4 separate regions of the Homo sapiens genome follow, and all the other regions are linked to region 2. The links are chromatin contacts, found by Hi-C or POLR2A ChIA-PET in ENCODE. All regions are on one chromosome and are shown on one strand. The core of a region is the stretch at or near the end of the contact, and the rest is flanking DNA. Distances in the headings are between cores, read along the strand shown.

The links. Hi-C counts contacts between places; a loop is a spot of excess contacts on that map. ChIA-PET counts read pairs that join two places held with the same protein, here RNA polymerase II (POLR2A). Pooled maps may share reads with other maps.
Region 1: a loop to region 2 is called in a map of CD8-positive, alpha-beta T cell, with 12 times the contacts of the local background. The contact joins the promoter of CRPPA here to the promoter of TMEM106B in region 2. A Hi-C loop is called at or near these places in 2 of 168 maps with a recorded cell type or tissue (CD8-positive, alpha-beta T cell and naive thymus-derived CD4-positive, alpha-beta T cell) and 7 of 50 pooled maps.
Region 3: a map of naive thymus-derived CD4-positive, alpha-beta T cell shows a loop between it and region 2 (20-fold over the local background). The contact joins the promoter of UMAD1 here to the promoter of TMEM106B in region 2. A Hi-C loop is called at or near these places in 3 of 168 maps with a recorded cell type or tissue (CD4-positive, alpha-beta memory T cell and naive thymus-derived CD4-positive, alpha-beta T cell) and 8 of 50 pooled maps.
Region 4: a map of CD8-positive, alpha-beta T cell shows a loop between it and region 2 (6-fold over the local background). The contact joins the promoter of GLCCI1 here to the promoter of TMEM106B in region 2. A Hi-C loop is called at or near these places in 1 of 168 maps with a recorded cell type or tissue (CD8-positive, alpha-beta T cell) and 6 of 50 pooled maps. POLR2A ChIA-PET finds 5 or more read pairs at or near these places in 1 of 52 experiments (MCF 10A).

The regions. Positions count from the first base shown.
Region 1 is chr7:16,420,288-16,426,627 of GRCh38, reverse strand. It overlaps CRPPA (CDP-L-ribitol pyrophosphorylase A), which reads left to right and starts at 5,090. Exons shown (of 10, transcript NM_001101426.4): 1 at 5,090-5,562. The coding sequence starts at 5,306. LOC105375168 (a long non-coding RNA gene) reads right to left here and starts at 5,942. Exons shown (of 5, transcript XR_007060223.1): 1 at 5,646-5,942; 2 at 3,591-3,648. RefSeq lists silencers at 5,280-5,419, 5,440-5,499.
Region 2 is chr7:12,206,528-12,213,063 of GRCh38, reverse strand. It overlaps TMEM106B (transmembrane protein 106B), which reads right to left and starts at 1,770. Exons shown (of 8, transcript NM_001134232.2): 1 at 1,639-1,770. RefSeq lists enhancers at 1,053-1,569, 1,962-2,011, 1,570-2,088, 2,222-2,371 and a silencer at 1,472-1,781.
Region 3 is chr7:7,637,335-7,644,046 of GRCh38, reverse strand. UMAD1 (UBAP1-MVB12-associated (UMA) domain containing 1) reads right to left here and starts at 3,295. Exons shown (of 4, transcript NM_001302348.2): 1 at 3,226-3,295. It overlaps RPA3 (replication protein A3), which reads left to right. Exons shown (of 8, transcript NM_002947.5): 5 at 2,872-3,727; 6 at 4,903-4,977; 7 at 6,075-6,183. The coding sequence starts at 3,629. RefSeq lists enhancers at 2,835-3,004, 3,085-3,134, 3,175-3,374, 3,645-3,694, 4,065-4,114 and a silencer at 3,475-3,604.
Region 4 is chr7:7,964,166-7,971,101 of GRCh38, reverse strand. GLCCI1 (glucocorticoid induced 1) reads right to left here and starts at 2,306. Exons shown (of 8, transcript NM_138426.4): 1 at 1,295-2,306. The coding sequence starts at 1,751. GLCCI1-DT (GLCCI1 divergent transcript) reads left to right here and starts at 2,350. Exons shown (of 5, transcript NR_110018.1): 1 at 2,350-2,558. RefSeq lists an enhancer at 844-933 and silencers at 1,414-1,493, 1,584-1,643, 1,724-2,123, 2,334-2,483.

The DNA of each region.
Region 1 (6,340 bases), core at 3,841-6,340, 4.2 Mb before region 2:
TAAAGGATGTACAAATGAATCAATGGAACATTATAAAGAAACCAGAATTAGACTCAAATAAATACAGTCAACTGATCTTTGACAAAGGAGCAAAGGCAACAAAATGAAGCGAAGACAGTCTTTTCAACAAATGTTGCTGCAACAACTGCATATCTACATGCAAAAACAACAAATAATCTAGACAAACCTTATACCCTTTACAAAATTAACTCAAAACTCACTGACCTAAATGAATCACCGACCTAAAAAAACCCACAAAACTATAAAACTCCTAATAGATAGCATAGCAGAAAACCTAGGTGATCATTTTTTAAAAGCACCACCAAAGGCATGATCCATGAAAAACAATTGATAAGCTGGACTTCATTATCACTAAAAATTTCTGCTCTGCAAAAGACACTGTTGAGAATAAGAAGACAAGCCACAGAGAAAATATTTGCCAAAGTAATATCAGATAAAAAATTGTTCTTCAAAATAAACAAAGAACTCTCAAAACTGAACAATAAAAACACAAATGACCCAACTAAAAAGTGGGCCAAAGACTCTGACACCTCACCAAATATGATACACATGACAAATACGCATATGAACAATGCTCAACATCATATGTCATCAAATAAATACAAATTAAATCAACACTGAGATACCACTACACACCTATTAGAATGGCCAACATCCAGAACACTGACACACCAAATGCTGGTGAGGATGTGAAGCAACAGAAACTCTCATTCATTGCTGGTGGGAATGCAAAATGGTATACCTATTTTGGAGGACCGTTTGGCCGTTTCTTACAAAACTGACCATACTTTTGCCCGTGCAATTCAGCAATCTTTCTCCTTGGTATTTACCCAAAGGAATTGAAAATTTTTGTACACATAAAAACCTGCACAGAGGAACAGAAAACCAAACACCGCATGTTCTCACTTATAAGTGAGAGCTGAATAATCAGAACACGGGGAGGGGAACCACACCGGGACCTGTAGGGAGATGGGGAGTGGGGAGGGAGAACATTAGGAAAAATAGCTAATGCATGCTGGGTTTAATACCTAGGTCAAGGGTTGATAGGTACAGCAAACCACCATGGCATACGTTTACCTTTGTAACAAACCTGCACATCCTGCACATGTACCCCAGAACTTAAAATAAAATTAAAAAAAACCCTACACAGAGATGTTTATTACAGCTTAATCATAATTGCCAAAACTTGGAAGCAAACAAGATGTCTTTCAGTAGGTGAGTGAATAAATACATCACAGTACATCCAGAAAAAAAAAAAAAATCAGTGTTAAAGAGAAAGAAGCTGTCAAGCCATGAAAAGATATGGAGAAAACTTAAATGCATATTACTAAGTGAAAGAAGCCAATCTGAAAAGAATACTGTATGGTTCCAACTATATGATGTTCTGGAAAAGGCAAAAGCATGGAGGCAGTAAAAAGATAATTGGATGCCAGGGATTGGGCAGGGATTAGAGGAGAGGAAGGCATGAATAGACAGAGGATAGAGGATTTTAGGGCAGTGAAATTACTCTGCATGATACTGTAATGGTGGATACACATCACTGTAAATTTATCAATCCTATAGAATGAATGTACAACACCAAGTGTGAACTCTAACGTAAACTAGGGACTGTGGGTTATAATGATGTGTCACTGTAGGTTCATCAGTTGTAACCAATGTACCACTCTGGTGGGAGATGTTAATAATGTGGGAGGCTATGTATGTGTGGGGCAGGGAGCTATTGGAAATTTTTGTACCTTTCTCTCAATTTTGCTGTGAACCTAAAACTACACTTAGTCTACTTTAAAAAATTAAAGGCATGCCAAAGCCAGGTTATGAAATCGTGGTATACATTTAACAAAGTTATGCTTTAAACATTTATAATACATTTTTAAATTCACAAGACAAAGGATTTATTTTAAAAGTCAATACTGGGGTTCTAGTAACGAGACATAAAGTTGAATGAACAGTGCCTTATTTTTTCAATCATATTACTGCATTTCTAACTACGTATAACTTCATTTGCAGATTATAGTCCAAATGAGAATCTTCCTCAGTGTGAAGCCTGTATTAGTTTCCTCTTGCTGCTATAATAAATTACCACAGATTTAGCAGCTTAAAACAACTCAAGTATGTTATCTTACAGTTCTGGATATCAGAAATCTGAAAATGGGGTGGCAGGGCTATATTATTCTGCAGGCTCTAAGAGAAAAACCTGTTTCCTTGCCTTTTCCAGCTTTTAGAGGTTGCCTACATTCCCACCCCTCTGCACTCTGATGGCTGCTTCCATCCTCATACCTCCTTCTCTAACTCTGACCTCTCTCCTATAAGGATGCCAGAGATTACACAGGGCCCACCTGGATAATCCAGGCTACTCCCCTCCATCTTGAGATCCTTCACTTAATCACATCTGCAATGTCTCTTTAGCAGTGTAAGGTAACATATTCATAGCTTCTGGAGATAAGAGCATGGGCATCTTTGGGGAGTCATTATTTTGCCTACTTGGAAGCTCAAAATGGAAACCACTCCAGGAACTTCCAACTCTGCATGCTCTGCCTCATGATTCAGTTGGGGTTTATTTTTTCTAAACTCTTCAAGTGATATCTTAGAATTGTTATTACCAATGGGTCCCAGAGGAGTTCACTTTTCAGGGTATGTACTTTCACATGCCTGATGCAGAGAAGATATTCTCATATTGTGGCTGCTATAACTTGGTATTAAGTAACAAGGAAGCTACATCTGTTACCCCAAAGTATGCAAAACATGGAACTAATTATATTTATATAAAAAGGACAGAGAGAAAAATGTTGCTTCATACTACGTATATGAATGAATACTTTAATGTGCCCTTTTTTCTCTACAAGTTGGTCTGCTAGACATTGTTAATATACAGTATATAAGATCTAAGGATCTAAGGATTCATGGAAGATCTAAATTGATATATCTGCTCTAAGAACAAAACTAAGATTCTAGTTAAAATTTGTCAATGTTTAATTATATAAAATTATTCTATAGCAATTAGTATAACAAGAGCTTTATTACTCTACTTTTCTTCACTCAAGATTAAGTAAAGGAAGAATACCTTTATAACAACTCCACCTTTAGATTAAAAAGGGAGGTTTAAAGATCAATATTAATAGAAATACTAATTCGATTTGCCTTCCTGCTCTCATAGATAGACTCATTTATTTATCCACCCAGTTAGTCAACAGATATTTAAATGCTTGATACAGGTGTGGTAGTGGCGCTATGAAGTCAAGTATTGTGCCAAACTTGTTTAATATAGTTGCTGCCTGGGCATCCATTTTTAGGCCTGATATAAGCTGTTTGAAACCCAGTTGTATCACGTCACCTGTGGCCTACTTAAAACTTCCCCTCCCTGTGATATAGAACACTTATTCCTCATTCCATGACCAAAAACCCAACAGCTGCTAACCATGATAAAACCCAATGGTCAACACCAGAGTCAAGTTCTCCCTTTGCTGGTGTTTTCTTTAAACTAGTCAATCCACAACCCCCTCTGGAAAGCCTAAGGGATAAAGCCTTTGGACCTTAACACAGCCCCACAGGTCCTCTCTCTTGCACCCCACCTGCTGGTTGGGAGTCCTGTTATCTCCAGACTTCCATCAGGCTTATTCTCTGGTGAATCTGTAAGTAATAAAATGCGCCTGTTATTTCACATGTTTTGTGTGCTGCCTCCTCTGGCGTCTCACCTGCACACCAGAACCTAGCTTTCCTCTCTGGGCCAGGGCTCTCCTGAAGAGTGGCTGTTCTGGCTTATGGCCACTCGTAAGAGAGAGACCTCGAGATCAAATTAGAAAGGAACGATAGCAATAAAAATTACAAGGAAGTATATTATGGCACCCACTTTTCAGTTAAGAAACCAACTAGCACAGGACCTAAATGCTAATTATAATAAAAGTAACAAAAGTGAAAGAATGCCTTCAATAAGACTAAACAAAAAGGAAAAGCAGAAAACATATTTTTATATGCTCTCAAGAAAACAGGTAAAAATAAAAATTGTAATACTACAACTAGATAACATTTCCAGTGTTTAAAAAGATTATTTTTTATTAATCATAAGCCACTGGATTAAGACTGAATTACTGATGATTATACACTTTAATGATCATTAATCTATTTAATCAGCAATTCATTCAATACATATTAAGCTTGTGTTACATTCCAGGAGCTGGGCACACACACACAACCCAAGCCAAAAGAAAAATGTTGCTGCTTGCATGGAGTTTACATTCCAGGGACCTAATACAATAGTGCTCTCCTCCAAATTCTCACTATACTTTCATGGTAAACCTCACCAGCAACAAGAGTACTAAATAAGGTAAGATATGCTTTAGGCCTGGAATTCTTCAACTTTGGCCTACTTCTGTATGAGGGCCTTAAGGCTCCTCTGCCATTAGTTGTGCAATCTTACATAAATTAACCATTTTAACGTCTTTTCCCCTTTGTAAAAAGGGAAATGGCAATAGTTGAGTTCTTCTGGGGACTAAATGACATAAGGTGTATCGATTGTTCAGCAATTAGTATTGCTTTGACCCTATGGTTCCAAAACATGCCTGCTCATCAGAATCACCCGAGGATCTTTAAAAACATTCCAAAGTCCGGTGCTCACCAGACCAATTAAATCCCAATCTCTGAGCGTGTCAGGACACGCTCCCCAGGTGGTTCCAAAGTGCAGACAAGTTTGAGAGCCACCACAGTTTGGATTATTGATGTGCCACAATAACACTTGCTAATCCATCTGTCTTTACCCCAGGTGGAACCAGGAAGCCTCCAGAGCTTAATGGAATTCAGATAATCGAGGTGCATACGCACCCTACGTCCCATCCTGTGACTTGAATCCCAATCTCTTCCGAAATTTTAAAGCAGGGAGGGATGGGACAGAGGCCTGACCTCTCCTGCATACTCATGGCCCTTGAGTATCTGCGATCTTTAGATATGTAGGGCGTTCTGACATTTCCACTTGCGGCGACAGCTGGGCCTGCCCGGGGGAAGCGCAGAGCGGGCAAGTCAGCCCTCCCGCAGGCGCTGGGACCGGGTGCGGAGGCCGCAGCCGAGCCGCGAGGGCAGATCGGCAGCCTCAGCTGCTGCCGTAGCTGTCGGGATCGTCCCCTGCGGGGCAGCAACAGCGGGGCTCCGACGGCTGAGGGGGGCGCCTTCTGCTTGCGCGCTCTGCGTCCCTCTCCGTGGTCTGCCCTTCGCCCCGCGACCCCGGCCGAGGGTGGGAGCAGCGCGGGGTCGCATCGGCCCGAGGCTAGCGGGGCTCGCCGTTCCGCCCGCAGCCATGGAGGCCGGGCCGCCGGGCAGCGCCAGGCCGGCGGAGCCGGGTCCTTGCCTGAGTGGTCAGCGCGGCGCGGACCACACGGCTTCCGCCTCCCTGCAGAGCGTGGCCGGGACCGAGCCCGGGCGCCACCCGCAAGCCGTGGCAGCTGTGTTGCCTGCCGGGGGGTGCGGGGAGAGGATGGGGGTCCCCACCCCGAAGCAATTCTGCCCCATCCTGGAGAGGCCGCTCATCAGCTACACCCTACAGGCCCTGGAGAGGTAATGCGGCGCCGGGCGCGCCCCGCGGTTCCCTGGGGCCCGGCCTCCCGCTCCCCGCCCTGCCGCTGCTCTAGCGCTAGCACCTTCACTTGGGGGACTGCCGGGCCGCGCTCAGTTATTCAAGCTTGAGCTCTGTTCCCTCCCGCATTTCAGAGATGGGAAGTTCTGGCCTTTAACAGATGGGCACGAAAGCTGCAGCTCCCCCACAGAGCCCTTTACGTCCCCAAGCAGATGAGGTTGTGGGGAAGGCCCGTCGTGTGGCGCCGATTAGAGAGTGCATGGGTTGGGACTAGGCGATTTGGGGTTCTAGCTGTGGGGCCTGAGGAGAAGCTGTGCGGATAGTCTCGCGGTCCTGGGGCTCTGCCTCCGCGCATGCGTGGATTGAGTTGTACGTGCACACTGAAGTTTCCAGGGCGTGTGTTCGTTTTTTTCATTCATTTACTGAGCACCTTCTGTGAGACAGGCTGCGCTAATTACTAGGTGCTGCAGGAGGGGAGAGGAGCAGAATTTAATAACCTTTCAATGGTGGAAAGGGCTTTAAGCCTGAATTTGAGGTCATACCCCCTTTATCTTAGAAAGGGCACTGAAGTTAACTAGTTGGGGAAATGAAGGAGACAGGGAATGGGATAAGGAGGACTAGGGGAACAGTCGTGAGGAGCTGAGGAAGTGAAATGAAGGGGTATGTTATAATATTAACTTACTTTGCTTTTAGCACTGAGTAATGAGGTGGAGCTTGGGGCGAGGGTGCAGGGGTGGGAAGCAGCGGCATTACAAATAT
Region 2 (6,536 bases), core at 521-3,020:
CATACCCTTTTAAAGCTGAAAAGAACTTAACAGTCATATAATACACCCTGCTGGTATTTTCCTGCTTATATCCTGAGAAAAAATAAAGTGAAAAAGTAAAACTGAAAAATAACATAATTATACTCCTTCTAAATTTGATATGTCTTTTAGCGGTTCCTAAAAATAGATTACATACATTCAGACAGATAGTATTTCTTTCAAAAATTCTCACTTATTTGATTAAACAAAACAGACATTCCAAGTAAGTCAGTTCATCCTAGAGTATGAAGAAAATTTTACTTTCTAGAACTGGCATGCCTGATAGGAGCCTGCTTGGTGGGTACAATGTGTGTTGCTCCAGTGCTGGATGCACTAAGGGCTCTGACTTCACCAGGATGTTGTGTATCAATGTAGCAAATGGCACTTGTACTCCATGAATATACACAAAATAAATACAAAGATAAAAAAATAAATAAAATTCGCATGCCATCCACTTGTTGCTGTCACTCAAATAAACAGAATTTAAAAAACTATACAAATGGTATGCAAACAAATGTAAAATGAGATTTTCACTCTTTCAAAAAAAAAAAACTATGTATTTATAAAAATCACTGCCCACATCAAAAATACAAATGATTTATGACTTCTAAAAAATCATTGTCTTAATCAACACCTGTCAGCCACAGGTAGGATAGGGAAGACTTAACATCACTGTCCCCACACACTGTAACCTTGGGGTCTATGCGGAACACTAGATGAATTGGGATCATTGGGCCTTATCAGCAAGGCCTTAAGGGCACTCTTTCTGGGATCTCAGTCAACACAGCCAGGCTGTAAGCTGCATCTTAACTGGAGCGCGTTGAGAAAAAAGACACAGAAAGGCAGACTCAAGTGGCTCTCCGTTTGAGCCTGTTTTCTGTCCTAATCTAATAGCTGCCATGATCGATTCTGCTTTAGGGTAGGTGTTTGGACAAGTGCCAGACTCTGTGAGAAACTGGGAATCCCTTGCCTTCTCTACTAGATTTTCCTTAGAGAACTGACAAGTGTAACCACTTTTATTCTTGGGAGACTCAATGGTTTAAAAAAGGGGTGCTAGACCCTCTTCTGCAACCTCTGTGGGCTCAGTGTTATTTATTATAGCGGTTCCTTAGTTTACTGAAAGTCAACATGGATATCAGACTCAGTTTGGAGAGAAAAAATATATCACAGCACTCCAATTTAAATGGCTCCTGATCTTCTGTGTAGACACTGGTTTTAGTTCTAAAAGGGCTTGAGAACTAAGGAAACAAGCGCCTTTGAAAAGCTCCATAAACAACACCTAGCACAAAGCCTACTCTGTAAAGCTGCAAAATAAGATCCCGGCACCACGGCAAGAACATTCATCAACAGCAAAAGGAAGAGGGCCACCTGGCGCTCAAGGTGTGAGGGCCTAGAGGCAACCCAGAGGTAGGGCTTGGGCCGAAGCCGAGTGTTCCCTGGCTGGGCCTCATTAGAGGCGACACAGCAACTCGATCACCAGCCCTGACCGCCGCCGTACCTGCGGCTGGCCCAGCACCCCAGCGGCCTCCCCTCCTTGTCAGGCCCGGCTCAAGCCGCGGCGCAGCCGCTCAGCCTCGCTCCGGAAGGGGACCTGGGGACTGCACGTCCGGGGTCGCTCACCGGCACGCGGGGCGCTGCGCAGTCCCGGGCTGCTTCGGCGCGGACAGGGCCGAGGACAGGGTCGTGGAGTCCACAGTCCCGGGAGCCGGGGGGTGGAGCGACCGGCCTGGAGCGCGCGGCCGCCGTAGAGCTGGGACGGGGGAGGGGTAGGATAACGACGGCATCAGCAGAGGCCAAGCGCTGCTGTAACCTGCGTCCGCGCCTGCGCAGAGCGCTCCCGGAGGGACACCCCTGGCGTGCGCGTGACGCATGCGTCCTTCTTCCTCCTGTTTGAGCCCAGAGGCGTCGATCGTGTGAGATTGTGCGCTCTTCAGGTTTCATTACCTTCGCGTCCCCCAGACTTCAAAGTGTCCACTGTAGCCACGAATTACCTAGGAACAGTCGCTCCTCCTATTTCCCATATCAGACCATTTCCTTTTGCAAAGGGTATAAATGTGCACCATCTGCCTCAGCTTTCAGCTGAGCAGCCTCCTCGCTCACGCAATGCGAGTTGTCGCTGACAGTCTGGTCCTTAGGAATGGAATAAACTGGTCCGTACACACGCCGCTGACAGCAGCAAAGCTACCTCTATTTTAATTTAGAAACTGGCCAACTAGAAGGAGACAGCAAGCGGCAAGGCCGTAGTTTTTGTTTTTGCTCGGTTTCGTTTCGCTTTGCCCACGCTGCCCCTCCCCACCCCTTAACTCTGGTGCTAGTTACAGGTGTGTGAAATCCCGTCTCGGATCCCAGTACTTAAGCTCTTCGCTGTGGGTTGGGGCTGCCCTCCCCCAACGTCTAGGTCATTTCACTTAGAAGATAAGAACAACGACAAGGAGTCGTTTTGAGGGATCAATGAGATGCCGGTAATAATATTAAGGGCACTCTAGTCTCATTCCTGCGGAGAGTTTAACGTTTAATGAATGGTAGGCATTCTTACAGTCACAGGAGCAAGGAAGTGAGAGTCATATATTTCTCTCTTCTAACAGGATCAGTGTGATCCTGTTAGAATCAGGGAATTCTAACAGGAATTGGGAAATGAAGCTATGTAAAAGTAGGAAATACAAGTCAGAACGATATACAATTTAAGAGGATTACTGTAGATCCATATGTGAGATAATGAGCTTTCTCATACAATGTTGTCGGAGATTTAAAACTCCTAAGTTTTCTGGCAGACAGTCAGTATGTATCAAGACTATTAAAATGTTCACATCGTTTGGTCCAGCAATTCCACCCTTTCAGAAGTATCCTAAACCTAATGAGAACTCTAAAAAGATTTGGGTATGAGGTGTATCCATTTAAATAAACTGAATGTCCAACAAGGGACATTGATAAAATCATTATTTTTCAACCGCTTTTATTTAGCCCATATTTTCCAAAGGGAAGGGTCAGGGTGTCTTCCATTAACACTGTTTGAAATTTCAAAATTAATAGGTTGGTTAAAACAAATCAGAATCATGGGGGAAAATTTTTCTCAAAATTATTGACAGTCCACCTGTGGAGATATGATGTTCCCCTTGGAATTACTGAGTTTTTAAAATTATGGAATAGCCATCTATTGAGTTTTTATAAAGCCAGTAAAAACCATCTTATAAGGCTGTTATACGCGGAGTGATATAAAATTAAAATCAGGATGCAAAGTATAGGATATGAGGTATTGTAATAGGATGTAAACTATATTCACATATAGATAACATATAGATATAAATATATTACATATCTGCCTTGAAATGGAAAGAAATATACAAAATATAAACAGTTGCCTGTAGTTTGAGAGCATGGATGTTTTTTCTTTATTATTGTTAAATAGGCAAATGGTTCTATAATGTAATATATATTATTCTTAAGTGAAAAAGTTACTTTTTTCTTTAATTCTTAAGGGAGTATTTAGTATTTTCTCAACCTCATCATTTAACTTAAAACGTGCTGGCCATATAGCACAGTTCCTTATCCAAATTCCTGGAATTCACATAGGAATAAGTCTTCCTGGGAGAATGTTGCTGTAAGAAGCAGTTCAGTAGCAGGGTTGGGAACACAGCCTTGGGAGCCATATGGCCTGAAAATGAGCCCAGCCTGACAGAGATATACAAAATCTCTGTAAGAGTGGGCAAAATACTTAGCCTTCTTTATACCTAATTTTTATTATCTGCAAAATGAAGATAGTAATAATGTCTGTCTCAAAGGGTTATGGATGGGAGCTGATACCTGCAGAGCAATCAGTAAATATTAGATATTATGATTACAAATTTATCATCCATATAACAAGGAAGTACTTTAAAGACAGATATTGAATGTTTGGTACATTTGTTCCTATGCCTTATTTTTCATTGAAGCACATTTTGAAAGGAAAATTTTCTGAAAAGCTTCCAATTATTTGATTAACAGTGATTTCTTGAGTTCCGAGTTCAGTAGTGGTCTAGGTGCTATCAGATATAAAGGCCAGTAATTTTAACAGTCTGGGATAAGTTTGAATAGAAGAACATTCTTTCTTAATGATTTCTGGTTATATTTAGTATGATGCTGAAGCTAAGGGATTTCTCTAGGTTGTACTAAATCTTGAAAACAGCCTTATCTCTCATTTCAATTCTCTTTTATCTCTTTTAATGGTAAATCACCCAAATCCTAATAGCAGTCAGCCATAACTAAAAATTTTGCAAAAATTACTTTTCTAGAAATTAGCTGTTAAAAATTATAAGCAGAAAAGGAACATAATTATTTTGAAACATATAATTTGTCAAATGTTAATATATAAGTCTCTCTCAGCTCACCCCCTTCCACTGATATGCTGGTCAGATTATGTTAGAAACCTGGATAGGTTACATTGGAAACCAGGGATTGAAAAGATTGAAGTTTGTCTGGCTGATTTTCAGAGATAGTGCCCCAGATACATAGCAAAACTACCATTAGCAAAACTACCATTTCCCGCTGTGCCACCTGACTTACATTCACAGGCAGTAAACTCCTGACTCTATTGACACATCTTTGTCATTCCAATTATTTTAAAAGCAGAGGTCTTTATTAATTTCTGCAAATAACTTACCTATCTGAAACTCTTGGTTATGTCTCTGTACTCCTTCTTAGGCAGGATCTTCTATATTTCCTCTGTCTCATTCATCTTGCTTCACACCTGCATGGAGCTAATCTTTCCCATGTGTTAAAACTTTCTTTCCCAAATATTCAAGTCATCTTTTGTAGGGTTTTTGTCATAATCATAATTTCTAGTAAGAATAATTTTAGGAGTTCAATAACACTTGGCCAATGAATGAATTTGTTGTGCCAGGCATTGTGTAAAGTAGTTTATATCATCTAATTTTTATAGAAATGCTATGGATTAGGTTCTGTTATTATCCCATATCTTATTTCAAACAGTGGAAATAGAGGATCCTAGGTATTATGACTTGCACATGACCACACAGCTAGCAACTAGAACTCGGATATTTTGACTGCAAAGCTACAGCTATTAACCACTGTGGCATGAATATCTGTATTAAATTTGGAAGAGTGAATTCTGTCCTCAACTTTTACTACACAAAGATAAGTGATGACGGTGAGTAAAGTTAACTGGTTAGGGGGGGAAAAGAGGGTATTTTCACTCTTTTGCTAAGTGATCATCACTGCTGCTGAAAAGAGGAGAATTGGGTCCAGAAATCCTTGAGGAGGTGTTCCGAATATAAAATAAGGAAAACACAGAGTCCAATTAGGATTTATGTTATAAAAGACTGTTTCTTCACAACAAACACAAGCTAGAGAAGGTTTTTTTTTTTTTAAACATTTTTAAAAAACTTATCAAAGAAATGAGGACGCAAATTTAAGTACACTTAAATCCAAAAGATAAGGAGAGCTTCCTAAGAGAGAATAGAATTAGAGTTGCTTTAATCACCTACAAAACAGTGGGAGAAGGAGGAATGCACCATAAACAGGGCCGAAGGGAGACCTGCCGAATGACACCCCTGTGTGTGGACCAGGATGATAGATTACAATCTCATGTCGTTCCAGTGATAGAACGAGTGTGCACTCACTCTCCAATTCTCTCCTAAAGGTCTTCATTAAGTGCTCAAATGTCATATGTTAAAGGCATGGGGTAGGGCATGAATGCTGAAGAAATTTCTTTGCAGATTCTAGGCCTTTAACCAGTGTACTGCAGCAGCTCTGTGAAGGCTGGAGGCAGGGTGGCAGGCTGCCCAGGATTCTCCTGAGGCACAGAAATGACCGGCAAGACTGGAGAGTAAACAGAACAACCTGTGGAGATATTGGAAGCTAGGTGTTTGAGCTAAGAAAGTATTGAATAGTTTGGTGGAATGAGCTAGTAGGTGCACATTAATCTTGAGATTTTGCCAGTGCCAAGAACTCAAGCATATTTGAAAGCAATAGTAAATAAACTGAATCAAAACTTCAACAAAACCCAGAATGTGGGTTTTTGACTCACTGTTGAAAGATTTGATTCAGCCTTCCAAACAATAATCTTGATAGAAAAAATGGCAAGATGTTTTTTGAGGTACATGTTATTTACTGTTTTCTTTTATACAATATCTAGCATATAATAAAGATTATGAGACATGAAGGAGCAAGAAAATGTGAGCCATGGTCAAGAGAGAAAATGATTAATAGGGGAAAATACAGAAATGGCCCAGATTTGGTATTATCTGGCAGAGACTTTAAAATCACTTTGATAGATATGTTAAAGCATCTGTATAAAAAATGGAAAACATGCATGAACAGACAGGGAATTTTAGCAAAAAGATGGGAACTATTTATAAAAAGCAAGTTGAAATATTAGAAATAAATATTAGAAGTAAAAAGTTCACTTTTTAGCATTATCACCAAATTGGACATAACAGAGGGAAAAAAACCTGTAAACTTGAGACGGTCAGTAGAAATTATATAAACTGAATATAAAGAGCAAAATCAAGGACAAATGGAAG
Region 3 (6,712 bases), core at 2,046-4,545, 4.6 Mb after region 2:
CTGGTACCACCATTTGGGGAAATCATTTTTTTACTAGTGGCAGAGATCCAAGTTACCCCAAGTTACCGGTGGCCTATCCTCACGGGTCAGTAGCAACTTCAGTCCTTGCCTCCTCAGACGAAAAAATTTGACTGAGGGGCATAAAGCAGAAACAGAGACCCAGGCAAGTTCCAGAGCAGGAATGGAAGTTTACTTTAAAAGGCCTTAAAACAGGAAGAAAGGAAGGTGTGCTTGTTAGAGACCCAAGCGGGAATGTGAAGGTTAAAGAGAGTAGGTCAAGTGTCCGATTTAACCGTTGATCCTTTTTTTTTCGTTTGTTTGTTTTTTTTTTTTTTGAGAGGGAGTCTCGCTCTGTGGCCCAGGTTGGAGTGAAGTGGCGCGATCTCGGCTCACTGCAAGCTCCGCCTCTCGGGTTCACGCCATTCTCCTGCCTCAGCCTCCCGAGTAGCTGGGACTACAGGCCCCCGCCATCGCGCCTGGATACTTTTTTGTATATTTAGTAGAGACAGGGTTTCACCATGTTGACCAGGGTGGTCTTGAACTTCTGATCTGAGGTGATCCACCCGCTTCAGCCTCCCAAAGTGCTGGGATTACAGGCGTGAGCCACCGCGCCCGGCCCTGATCCTAGGACTTTTACAAGCTTGTCTATTTCCCATGATTCTTTCCTTAGGATAGGCTGCCGGCAGGCACAGAGCCCTCCTTAGCCTTGGGAAGTGTTTTTAGGGAGTTACATGCACGCCCATCTGAGGCTTCCTTCCTTTTTCCGGTGGAGTGTACCTGGAAGATCATACTTTACCATTTTTGTCTCTTAATATGCATGCCCAGGAAGCTGTTTCTCCCTCGGGTCTACATTCAATTAACATTTTGATAACAGGTGTGGACCATCAGGAAATGGCCTCTCCCTGGCGCTGCAGAATTATCATTTTTAGAGAAGCAAATTCGGTAATTGCCAAACCATCCCCCAACATTTCTAGTGGGTTGGGGGAGAGCCCACTACTGTCCCACTCATGCCTACCTGTAACAGAAAAAAAAATATGATCTACGTACATTCGTCAACATAGATGAATCTCAAAAACAAACAAAAGAAGTCAGAAGATACATACGTTTCTGTTTATATAAAGGTCAAAGACTGGCAATATTAAACAACATACCATTTAGCAACGCCTGCATGTGTGATAAAACCACCTAGAAAAGCTTAGGAAGCTTAACACAAATTTCAAGATAGTGTTTACTTATGGCTGTAGCAAGGAGGGCTTCATTGGGGAAGTGCAAACTGGTAAAATTTACTGGTAACTGGTAAAGTTCCATTTCTTCAGCTGAATGACAGGCCCCATGGATTCATTTCATTTCTCTCAAAACTATGCAAATCGGCTAGCTATACTTTTTTCTGTACATCATGTATTTTATAATATTTTAAGTGACTCAAAAATACACGAAAAAGCTGTTTTAAATTATCTTCCTGCTCATCTCCCTGTTTTAAAAGAAAGCCTTTGCTTAAAAGTGGTCTTTCTAACTGCAGGTAAACAACGACATTAACATCTGGTACTCACAGGAGTGCTCTTTAAAAAAAAAAAAAATCACTATTACAGGGTACGCACCAAGGCTCACACCTGTAATTCCAGTACTTTGGGAGGGAGACGGGGGAGGGAGGGATCGCCTGAGCCCAGGAGTTTGAGATAAGCCTGGTCAACATGGCGAGGCCCCATCTGAACAAAAAAAAACAAACAACAAAAAAAAAATCTTTATTAGCTGGGTGTGGTGGTATGTGCTTATAGTCCCAGCTACTTGGCAGGCTGAGGTGAGAGGATCGCTTAAGCCTACGAGTTAAAGGCTGCAGTGAGCTATGTGCATGCTACTGCACTCCAGTCTGGGTGACAGAGAGAGATCTTGCCTCAAAAAAAAATGCTATTAAAGACATTGATGTGTGTACTCTCCCCTATATAATGCACATCAACTTGCTTTGCAAAACAATGCTAAAGTACAAAAGACTTAAAGCTGTAATATAAAATAGACTTTACTGACTTGCACCAATACAACCACAACTTTTTTATACACCACTGACACACATTCTACATCTGTTTAATGAAATCCTTTAAAGTACCGTTAGTGAGTAAAACTAAGACAAACCTATTAAGTGCTAAGGAAACACTAAGGGAGACTATCATTTAATTATCGTACATGAGATTCCAATCTTAAATTGCCACGTGAAGTCTCAAATCGGATCTTTTTTGCTTAAGGGAATTTGAACGATGACAATTCTGTAGCTTTGGGCCAATTCACAGACTCAGTTTCCACAACGTTATAATACCCAATTAAAACTTCTGTCCAATTTCCACCGTACCGTTTGAAGGTATTTTTATGTGCACTCATTCTAGAATACTCCTGGCAAGGCCGCCGGCTTCGGGTCACAAGATGAGCCAGGGACAGATTGGAGACTACCCCCAAATCTCCCAGGAATCGGTTATCTTCCAGACCTCCAGATCGCCCTCCAGAGTCTCGCAGTGTGGAGGGCAACGACAGAAAGACTGCTGAGGGGGTTTAAACTGTTGAGTCAAACATATGGCCAAAAGTCAGAGTCAACTGGGACCTTGCAAATCATTCCGCCTAACCCTTCGTTTTGCAGATGGGGAAAACACGCCTCAGAAGGGAGAACCCTAGCTCGGGGAACCCTAGCTCGGGGTCTAACAACGATTTAAGCTTGTCTCCCCTAGTACTGGCCAGTGGTTCTTCCCCGTTACCCATCCTTAAGTGCTTCTATTGGCTGCCAACACGGAGGGGTTAGCGGGGTGAAAGAACCGGCGCCTCCGCAGTGTGGCCAGGTTGGGCTAAAAAACGTCTTAGAAGTAATCGGATCAATCTCTCTTCTTACAGGTGGAGAAAGTGGAGAAAGTAGAGTGACGCAGCTAAGGGAGTAAATCGACCCTCAGCCAACAAGTGGCAAAAGCCTGAAGAAAGTGATCAAGATCACTGATGACCCCGCTGCCCATCTCCAAGGGGGCGGGTATCACAACCCCGACGCCACACCACGTATCATTCCGCAAAACTCCCGCGCCTCCCACGCAGAACTGGCAAGAGGGAAGGCGAGACAGCAGTGAACAGCTGGTACGCAGCACCCACAGCACCGCGGCAGCAGCTAGTGCCGACTCCCGCCTAGCTCTTTTGACTCTGTTCGCGGGAAGAATGGGGAAACAGTAAGGTTGCGGCGCCTCCCGCGAGACGAGGTACCTGAGGCTGGCCCCGCAGTCCCCCGCCGCACCAGCACCGGAGCTTCACACCCCACTTCCGGGGTCAAGTCACCGCCGGGAATCCTGTGATCGCAGAAAGGTAGTCTCAGGTTCCGCCCCTATCCAAGTCCCGCCTCCACTGCCTCTCGCCCTGTATCTGTCAACTTCCGGGACGCCGCGCGTCACTAAGCAGCCAATCTCCACTTCCGGACTCATCCAGCCCCTTCTCCACCCCTTTCAGAGACAGCGCGATTGCGATTTAGGTTTCCGCGCATTTAATTGGCGAAGCTGGAGCGCTAGTCTTCGCTGATTGGTGCCGAGAAATCTGCCCCATAGACACCCGCGGGGCGCACAGTTTCAGTCGTCCGTGGGTTTCCCGCCAGCCGCAGTCTTGGACCATAATCATGGTGGACATGATGGACTTGCCCAGGTCGCGCATCAACGCCGGCATGCTAGCTCAATTCATCGACAAGCCTGTCTGCTTCGTAGGGAGGCTGGAAAAGGTGTGCGGGTTCGCAATCATGGGCTCCCAAGTCCGTAGCTGGAGGGAGGGACCCCGCCTGGATAACGGGGGATGAAAAAGGACGGAAAGCCTCCGATCACTGCGCCCCCGACTCCTTTATTTTGCACAAGGAACTTTTTGGAAATTCTTTAGCCGTTGTAGCCCCATTTTGGCGCTCTTTTATGGCACGGAAACAAAGTGTTTTCAAATGCTGAGTTCTAAATTCCAGTGCCCGTCGCCTCCGTTCTAGCCGTGCTTACGTAAGGGAAATTATAAACACCACTCCCACATCTACCTTCAGATTTCTTAGTTTACTCAGACGTGACGGACGCAGACAAAACTAATCTGCTGGTTTCCTTCTCTTCTGAAATTACTTATTTTTGCAAACCTCGTTTCCTCGTTGTGATCGCTTCTCTGTAAAACATGCCTTGGTTGTCCGCTTTGGGTCCCGTAGTAACGAGTTATTTAACCCCAGTATTAAAGTGAAGTTCCCTCATTCTACAGGCGAGAAACAGGCCCAAAGTCTTGGAATCAGTGACCTGAAAAGCTGAGGAAAAGAAAACTATTATATAAAGACTTATTTAGTAGCTCATTTCATCCACACATCCTCTTCCTTAAATGAGTGTTGCTCTGACTTCCCAAGTAGGGAAACTGAGTAGGAGTGGTAGGTGGTTGACTAAAATGCTCAGAAACTCGGCAAATGGCAAAGCTGGCATTCAAACGCAATCTGACAGCGCTCTTTACAGCTGCTTCCCAGGAGTAGGACCCAGATATTCTAGCAACCAGTTCTCCTTTTACTTCATCATGCCTGTTTTTTAAAACATACCCTCCGTGGGATATGTACTGTCTAAATCATGAGTGCCAGCAGATTTCACTTTTAGGGTGGGCATCCTTTAATTTGTTATCAGAATAGGGTTGCCATATTTAGCAAATACAGAACCTACTTAACACTACAAAAAAAATCCTTGTTTATCTGAAATTCAGAAATTAACTGTGTGTTCCATGAACAGATTTGATAACATAAGATTATAATTTGATCCAATAAGTTGAATAAACTGAATGAATAAACTGTTCAAGAAACAGTTGATTTGTGCTCAACTAAGGATCAATGTACTCATCTTTAGTCAAACTTTGTTGTTGTTTTAGTGAGATTTTAATTATATGTTTCGTTTTTAGATTCATCCCACCGGAAAAATGTTTATTCTTTCAGATGGAGAAGGAAAAAATGGAACCATCGAGTTGATGGAACCCGTATGTTTAAGTGTTAATAAGTCTCTTATATATTATAGTTAATTCTTCATCTTGATTTGGTTTGTTGCCGATGTTTCTAATTTTTGCAATGGATTTAAAAAGGATGAGCTGGTAAAACGTCCCTGGCTGTAAAATTTAATTCTTGTACTATTCTCTCATTATATTTCCTTTTACATTTTTAACCAATGATTTTTTGGGCGTCATGATTTTTGAACATATCCCATAAATGTTGGATAACAATTCTCATTCCTTATGAAAGACCATAAAATCACATAAGAAAAATTTACGTTGCTTTTTTCTTCCTCAAGAGGTTTTTTGTTTCGTTTTTGTTTTTTTGTTTTGAGACAGGGTCTCACTCTGTTACCCCGGGTGGAATGCAGTGGCACCATCATGGCGCACTGCAGCCTTAGCCTCCCAAGATCAAGTTGCTCCCATGTCAGCCTCCCCAGTAGCTGGGACTACAGGCATGCTTAACCATGCCTGGCTAATTTTTGTTTTGTTTTGTTTTGTTTTGTTTTGTTTTGTTTTTTGTAAAGATGGCATCTCCCTATGTTCCTCAGGCTGGTCTTGAACTCTCGGTCTCAAGCAATCCTCCTGCCTCGACCAGCCCCTCAAGAGTTTTCGATTTTATTTTATTTTCTATTTTTGTTCATATATTTCCAGTTTTTACTTATTTATGTTTGCATTTTATGTTTAACATACTTAAAACTTTTTTTGGTATTTTGTGAAGACAAATCCATATGCTGTTTGGTTAATGTATACAGAACACATTGTGAAATACAGATTATAGAAGATTCCTCTCATAGGATATTACTGCTTATAGAAATGCTGGACGTTTTCAATAGTGATTTTGTCTTTAACTTGAATTGTAGCTTTGGACTTGAAGCTACTGCTAAAGGTAGCAGGAATTTTAACATGCTGACAGTTAAGTACTCAAACATTTGTTAACAAGTTACATTTTAACTTTTACACTGGTAATTCTTAAAATTACTTTGTTACTTGAAGTGATAGATTAGTAACCTGTATAACAGTTTTCCAAAATAATTGTCAACTGAAAATGTGATATCACCAAATCGATGTCTTGTTCTGTGTCTTAGCTTGATGAAGAAATCTCTGGAATTGTGGAAGTGGTTGGAAGAGTAACCGCCAAGGCCACCATCTTGTGTACATCTTATGTCCAGTTTAAAGAAGATAGCCATCCTTTTGGTAAATAAAGCATTCTAGTATTGACTGGTTTTATGTAATTACATAACATACAGTTTTATATAACTGTATGTAATTACATAACATACAGTTTTATATAACTGTATGTAATTACATAACATACAGTTTTATATAACTGTATGTAATTACATAACATACAGTTTTATATAACTGTATGTAATTACATAACATACAGTTTTATATAACTATGTTTTAACATACATTTTGTATTACATACAAAATTGTATGTATTACATACAATTACATAACATAAACATACAGGAAAACAGTTTTATTTTTAGTTTGATATATATTGGTCTAGAGTTTTAGTACTGCCACATTTTCAATTTCTATAGAATTTTGTGATCGTAAAGGCAAATGGGGGTACATTTTGTTTTGGCCTGCTTTTAAGTAGTGCTTATATATGTAAGAAACTCAGTAAAGATTAATTAATGTTTGTTGAAAGATAATTTTTTTAAATATAACAAAAATAGTATTAGTTTTTTTGTTGTAATATCTGAATTGAAGGAAT
Region 4 (6,936 bases), core at 1,057-3,556, 4.2 Mb after region 2:
ACACTGGTTCACCATCAAGTGGTCAGAAAACAAGTGCGTTAGCAACATGCTAATTACGGGTCTGAAATATTAAAACAAAAACACCAAGACTGCAATGTATCATAATGCAGACAACCACTTTCTCCAACTCTAACACCTTCATCAAGAAAGCTCCATTAAAAAAAAAAATTCCACATACCACATAAACAATGTACAGACTTTGACAGTGTTTCCCTTCCAAGCAGAGATTTTTCCACCCAGTATGATCTGTTCCCTCCACAATGCAGCAGCAGCATCTGTAGCTCTAGTTCGGTATCTAACAATATTAGCTATTCCACTCTCCCTTATGAGCTTTAAGTCCCTGTTTTGGCTAATCTTCCTTTTCTCCCCCAGGGCTCAACTAAATCATGCACTGTGTCCCTAGACATAAACAAAACCAAAGCAAAACAGAAAACACTAAGGGAAACCCACAGCATCCACCAGCTCACCATTACCTTTGACACCTAACAAAAAAAGAAACTTGAGATCCTTGAACAGCTCAACTGAACTGTTAAGTGTACTTAAAAATGGAAGGAAAAAAACGAACACGTTCCACAAATAAGTTTTCAGAAATTTACCATGAAAATCTCCGGTAGAGCACAAACTGTTTCCAGTGCAGGAGTGCTCTGATGCATGAATATATAAAGGGGAGGGGGAGAAAGAGAGGGAGAGAGAGAGGCGGGGTGGCGGGGGGCTGGGGGAGAGGGAGAGAGGGAGGACTGAGGGAAAAAACCGTATACACTTCAATTGTACATTCAAAACTGTCCCCTCTAGCAGATATCATTACATCCAGCCGATATCCTTACATCGAAACTAATGCCACCAACCCTCTAAAAAATAAAATACTATCCCGGTAGTTACAGGCACGTTAGGAACTTTGCAGAAAAGCACAAAGAGACGGTAGAGATTACAACCGCCACCTTATCCGCTGCTGAAGAGTTTGTGTGCGTGTTAAGTGTTTCGCCCAGCTTCTCCTTCCCCGGCTACAAACGGCAAACACACGAATGAGCTAGCCAGCTCTTAAACTGAAAAACCTCTCGAAGCAGGCGAGTGATGGAAGAGAGACTCTGAGGGGCGGCATGAGGGTCAAATAAAAGTCGCTTTTCAGTTCGCTCCTCCAAGCCCCACAGCGACCGCAGGGGGGTGAGATTCCCAAAGCCACTTTCACACCTTCGATAATGCACTAGCAAAGAGAAGCCCGAAGAGGCTGAAGTTTCCACGGAGGGCACCGTCGGGGAGACGCAGCCCGGGAGGACGGGAGGGTTGGGCTCGCTACCTCTGCACACGGGCGAGCCGGGGCTCCGTCTCTCAGGTGAGCTGCTCCTCCGGTGGCTCTCTGGGGACCGTCTCGGGCGGCCCTTGGCCCGCGGCGCCTGCTCGGCCGGGGCTGCGGCCGCCGGCGGCGTCGGGCTGGACGGGCTGGGGCCGCGGGCCGCGCCGGGCCCCGGGAGGCTGCCCAGCGAGGCGGCGGCAGCGGCGACGGGCGGACGCGTGGGACTGTGCTGGCTGCCCCGCAAGAGCTGGTAGGGCACCGTGGCGCGGATGGGCTGCAGCAGCCGGCCGGCTCCCGCAGCCGGGGCGCAGCCCACGCCGCCGCCGCCGCCCGCACCGTTCCCGCTCCCGGCGGCGGCGACGGCGGGCGGGGACCCCGCGGCGCTGCGCCTCATCCTCTGCGACGGGGGATGAGGGGTCTGAGAGGAACTGGAGGAGGAGGAGGAGGAGGCAGTGGACATGGTGGCTCTGCGGGCCCTGGACGCCGCCGGCCGACACGGAGGCGCGGGGCGGGAGGCGCGCGAGCGTGTGGGAGCCGGCGCGATAGTGCGTGCGAGTGTGTAAGGGGGAGGGGCGGGGGTATCGCTGTGGGGGAGGAGTCTCGGGGCTCCCCCTCCCCAACGCACACCCCCGCCGCCTCGGCGAGGGGGGAGGGGAAGGCTGCGAAAACAAACGTCCAACGGCCGCAACCGCCCGGCTGGGCTCGGTGTGGCGGTCACGGCCGGGGCCGCAAGGAGCCCGGAGCCGCCGCCGCCACCGCTCCAGGCATCGTGCTGACAGGGCAACGGCCCGGATCACGCAGCCCCGAGGGCCGCTCGCAGCCTTCTCCTCAGCCCTCGCAGGGCTGCACGCACGGGAGAACCCGGCAGCTGCAAGGAGGGCCGGGACCCCTGCTTCTGGGGACCAGGGTAGAGAGAAAGGGCCTCGAGGTGCTGGCGCTCCTCGGAGTCCGCGCCACCGCAAACGCCGCCGCCGCCGCCGCCGCTTCTACCCACTCCTCACTCCGAATGGCAACTAATTCGCCCCAGCCGCACCCCGCCCCCGGCACCGCCTCCCAGCGCCCAGGACCCGGCAGCTGCCGCAGCGAGCATTTCCATTGGCTTAGGCGCTCCCCACTAGAACTCGAGTGATTGGTTCTGGAATAGGAGTGAGAGAAGCAGTGTCCAATGACAATGGTGCCTCCTACTTTGAAGGCGGGGCGTGAGGGGTGGCAGCGTGAGGTGGGGGCTGTGCGCGCAGGGAGGAGCGTAAAAGTTGACAGCCTTGAGGTAAGTGCGAGACTAGGAAAGTGGGACTGTGTGTGTCCTGCGCGTGTCCCGACACCCCCAGACACGCAAACGCCCCGCTAGGCAGGTTGCAGGGGCTCCACCCTCCTGGGCCGTCTGTATGACTTGAGACACAGGACACATGAGGCAAACTTTAATTTGCAAGTACACCTGCATCCGGTGGGATGTTTTAGTTAGAACCAGAAGACTGGATCTCTTTTAGTAAGCTGAGTTTTCGTGACCAGTAGCCTTATTAATCAAAAGAACTTCTGGTGATCAGGAGAAATGTCTGGAACCTGCACTGAACAAAGTAAAATACTCTTACAGCCTAACATTTGTAGTTATGCAGTGAAAAGAGATTATCAAGTTCTATGTTCCAAGACAATAACACTGAATAGCAGGGGTCAACAAGGAATTTTATGTCATTACACCATCAGTTAGATATATTAATGAAGGGCGCCCCTGGCTTTTCCGAAGCAGATAGCTTCTTGGGAGGAATAAATACCAGATGTAATGTAATAATCCATTGTGGTAAATTTGTTTTTTATTCTGTAATGAAACTGAAAGCGTACAAAGATTTTGGATGACTATCAAAAACATAAATTTACCCCACAGTAAACCAAGGTTTTAAACCTTAATCGGGAGCAATTAATGTAAGGATCTTCATCAGATAACTTTCATTAATTTTCAAGAGGTTAAAAGAGAAGCACAATGTCAAATTGGTCTGCTCGTGGTGTCTGCCCACACTGACAAGCTTCCTCTGATTTCAGGCACTATATGCAGGGGTCACTTTCACGTACAGGAGCCATCCTTCTTTTCTTCCTTGTGTGTTCAGACGAGAAAGCATACTAGGTTCAGTAAAAAAATTGATGAAACTCAATAAAAATACAAAAATTTCATGCAGTACTTCATCCAAGTAAAACTAGTGATAGTTCCTCAGTTTACCACATATTATAATAAGAGCTAACATTTATTCACCATGTGCCAGCCGCTATTCTAAGAACATTATGTGTGTTAATTCATTCAGTCCTCATATAATCCACAAGGTAGATACTATTATTATCCTTACTGTGGTCTCAGTTGTGGCATAAATAAGCTGTCTTGCCTGAGATCACATAGTTAGTATATGGGGAGCTAAAAATTTCACCCAGACAGACTGGCTCAAGAGTCTGAGGAAGCACTCTGCTATAGTACCTGGCAGCTCAAAGCTGTGGGGTACATAATCTGTAGAGTATTCACAATGGCCCACAAATCTCATCTGTGAGATAAGTTCCCATCAGTTCAAAGGAAATTTTACAAATGAAGACAGACCACTACTTTTTTTTTGTTTTCCAGAATAACATATATTTTAATTATGAATAAAAACTTTACTCTTTCAAATTTTATATAAATGGCCTATCTCATTAATTTAAAAACTGCATTATTTTGTGTGTAAAAAGAATGATAAATGATTTCTTTTCAGTGACTTTTCTCAGAATAGCAAGAACAAAAAATCTGACAGATTAAAAATATGTAAAGCTGGCTAGGTGCGGTGGCTCACGCCTGTAATCCCAGCTCCTTGGGAGGCCAAGGCAGACGGATCACTTGAGCTCAGGATTTTGAAACCAGTCTGGGCAACATGGCAAAACCCCATCTCTACTAAAAATGTAAAAATACTAGCTGGACGCGGTTAGGGAGGCTGAGGTGGGAGGATCACCTGAGCCCAAAAGGCCGGGAGATCAAGGCTGCAGTGAGCCTTGATCACACCACTGCACTCCAGCTTGGGTGACAGAATGACACCCTGTCTCAAAAAAAAAAAAAAAAAAAAAAAAAAGAAGAAGAAGAAGAAAAAAAGTTAAGATTTTTCTTTTACATGCTGGTAAATTTCTGAGTTGTTGCTTTGATTACAGCATAGTTGCATTATAGAAATGTCATCTCTAGCTACTCCTAAATATATTTATGGAACAACTTCAACACATTAGGTTACAATAATTCTAAATTTATTCTAGGTCACAATCACAATGATCAATACCTAATTTGGATCTAAAGCAACATACCTAGTCATATTTTAAGGACTTTCTGTGTTTGTTCAAATCTACCACAGCTGACTTAGACATCTAAAGCAAATCTAAATAACTCACACAGAGAAACAGAGAATTAGTATGATCTTAAAATACTATTTTCAGTTACTAGTAAGTCATTATGACCAATCTAGAAGCTCAGTCGTTTCTCTTTGCTATAGAAACCTTGGTTGTCTCTTAAACCTTTATTCTCACGACGTAAGTACTGATCTTCATATTTAAGGAATACAGGCTTCAAACAAATCAAAGGTGGCCTAAAATAAATTAAACTCAGTGCCTGCTTTCAAATGTCCATTTGTTGAGTTCTTGATAATATTTTATTCTTATTGAGGACAAAGTAAGCTCCAAGGATATATAGAAGCTTTAAGAAAATGTTCTTAGTAAATTGGAAACCCCCTAGAATGAGATGTGGATTGCTAGGCTAGAAGAGCGTTGTTATGCTACTATGCTAGCTATGGGGTAGTTAGGCCTAGTGCCGATTTTCCATACTGGTTGAATGTAAGTGTAACAATCTCTGAAAATCTTATATAAGACTTAATGTTAACAATGACCTCTTACTATGTTGTCCTGTGTAAAGAAGACAAAATTGAAGGCACAATTTGGTGGCATGAGAAATACTTCTGTATCAGTAGCCCCATGCCATGGCTATCTGTGGGACGAGGATCTGCCATTAGCTAATCTGAGGTAGAATTCTGTTCTACTTTCTTCTTAGTGCAAATATGGTAATAGACTACATTTTAGGTTAAATTAAAACTTGGAATCATTGGTTACATGCGATTTATATGCAGCCCTATGTGGAGAGATCATAAGATGAAGAAGCCACAGAGCCCACAGAGCTACCAAAACCTTCCTCTTCTAGCTCCATCTGGGTTTGCCTGGCTGAGCATCCAAGGCCCATCCAAATCTGAGAGGCAGTCCAGGCTGTCAGTATTTGCAATGAGGTCATGGCTGGGAGAGAACACTAAACAGATCTGCACTGATGTTCATCTTAAGCTGATTAAACTCTCTTGTAGATTGATTCCTAATAGCAACAACAACAAAAAAGCCTTGACTGAATTTTTGTCCCTGGCAGATGCTTAAATTAAACTCCTTACTGCTTGTGACAGCCTACGTGCACCTTTGCACTAGGTGTTCCCTCTGCCTGAAAGGTTCTTGCCCAGATATCCACATGGCTTGCTCACTCATTTCCATCAGGTCTTTACTCAAATGTCACCACCTTTATGATGAGAGCTTTCCTGAACACTTTTTTAAAAATTGTAAGCACCCCTCGGCTTTTCCTGCTCTTTATCCTACTCTTTTTGCAGAGTACTTATCAGCAACCAAACCATAATATATTATAATTATTTTTTGTTTTGTCTGTCTAGAATAGAACAGCCATGAAGTGAAGACTTTTTATCAGTTTTATAACTGCTGAATCTCTACAACAGTGCTTAGTATATGGTAGATGATCAATAAATATTTGTTTAATGTTGTTAAGAGTGGCAAATTTTAGCCAGTGTTTATCTTATGAACTAAAACTTGTGCTTTTCCTCAGGAAAAAAAATCTAACAGGTGTATCTCTGCTACAAAAGCCTAGTCGCAGAGTAGAAAAATATCTGATGTGGCTACTGTAAACCACACAGATATTTGTATTGAAGCTGCCATTCAAAAAGATAGAATACCTTGCATTATGGTTGTTAGACCTACTGGCTCCTGGAGGCTCATCAGAGGATGAAAATGGAAAATGGGGGCCAGGCATATTCCCAACTACTGGCAAGGCTGAGGCAGAGGACCGCTTGAGCCCAGTAGTTTGAGGTTACAGTGAGCTATGATTGTGCCACTGCACTACAGCCTGGGTGACAGAGTGGGAACCTATCTCCAAAAGAAGGAAAATAGAATTGGCAATGGAGAAAAGGCATTGAAAAAAAAAGGACAACTGAAATAAACAGAGAAAACTGAAGAGGATCACTTAAGGAGTGACATCTGCTGATTGGTATTTAGTTCTATCTCACTATTAAGAAGAGCTATTCTCAAGAGACCTGTGTAAAGGAACTGAAAATAAATGATAATTAAGTAGACGAGACTATTATATGTAAATAATGAAAACTTTGTTTCTAAAAGAAGTTCAGAAGAAGCAATAGTAATAGATATTTTATTTTTAACTGGTAAGGTCATCCAGAATAAGTGTACAGTTATTTCTCAAAAATAGAAAACAGTAATGAAAACCACTGGTTTTTCAGATTTTCATCGCCATAGCAGCTCCAATTGCCAACTATGATGCCAGTGGCACCTCCAATGCATCTTAAGCTGATGCATAATACTCTCACCATGTAACTAAAAGA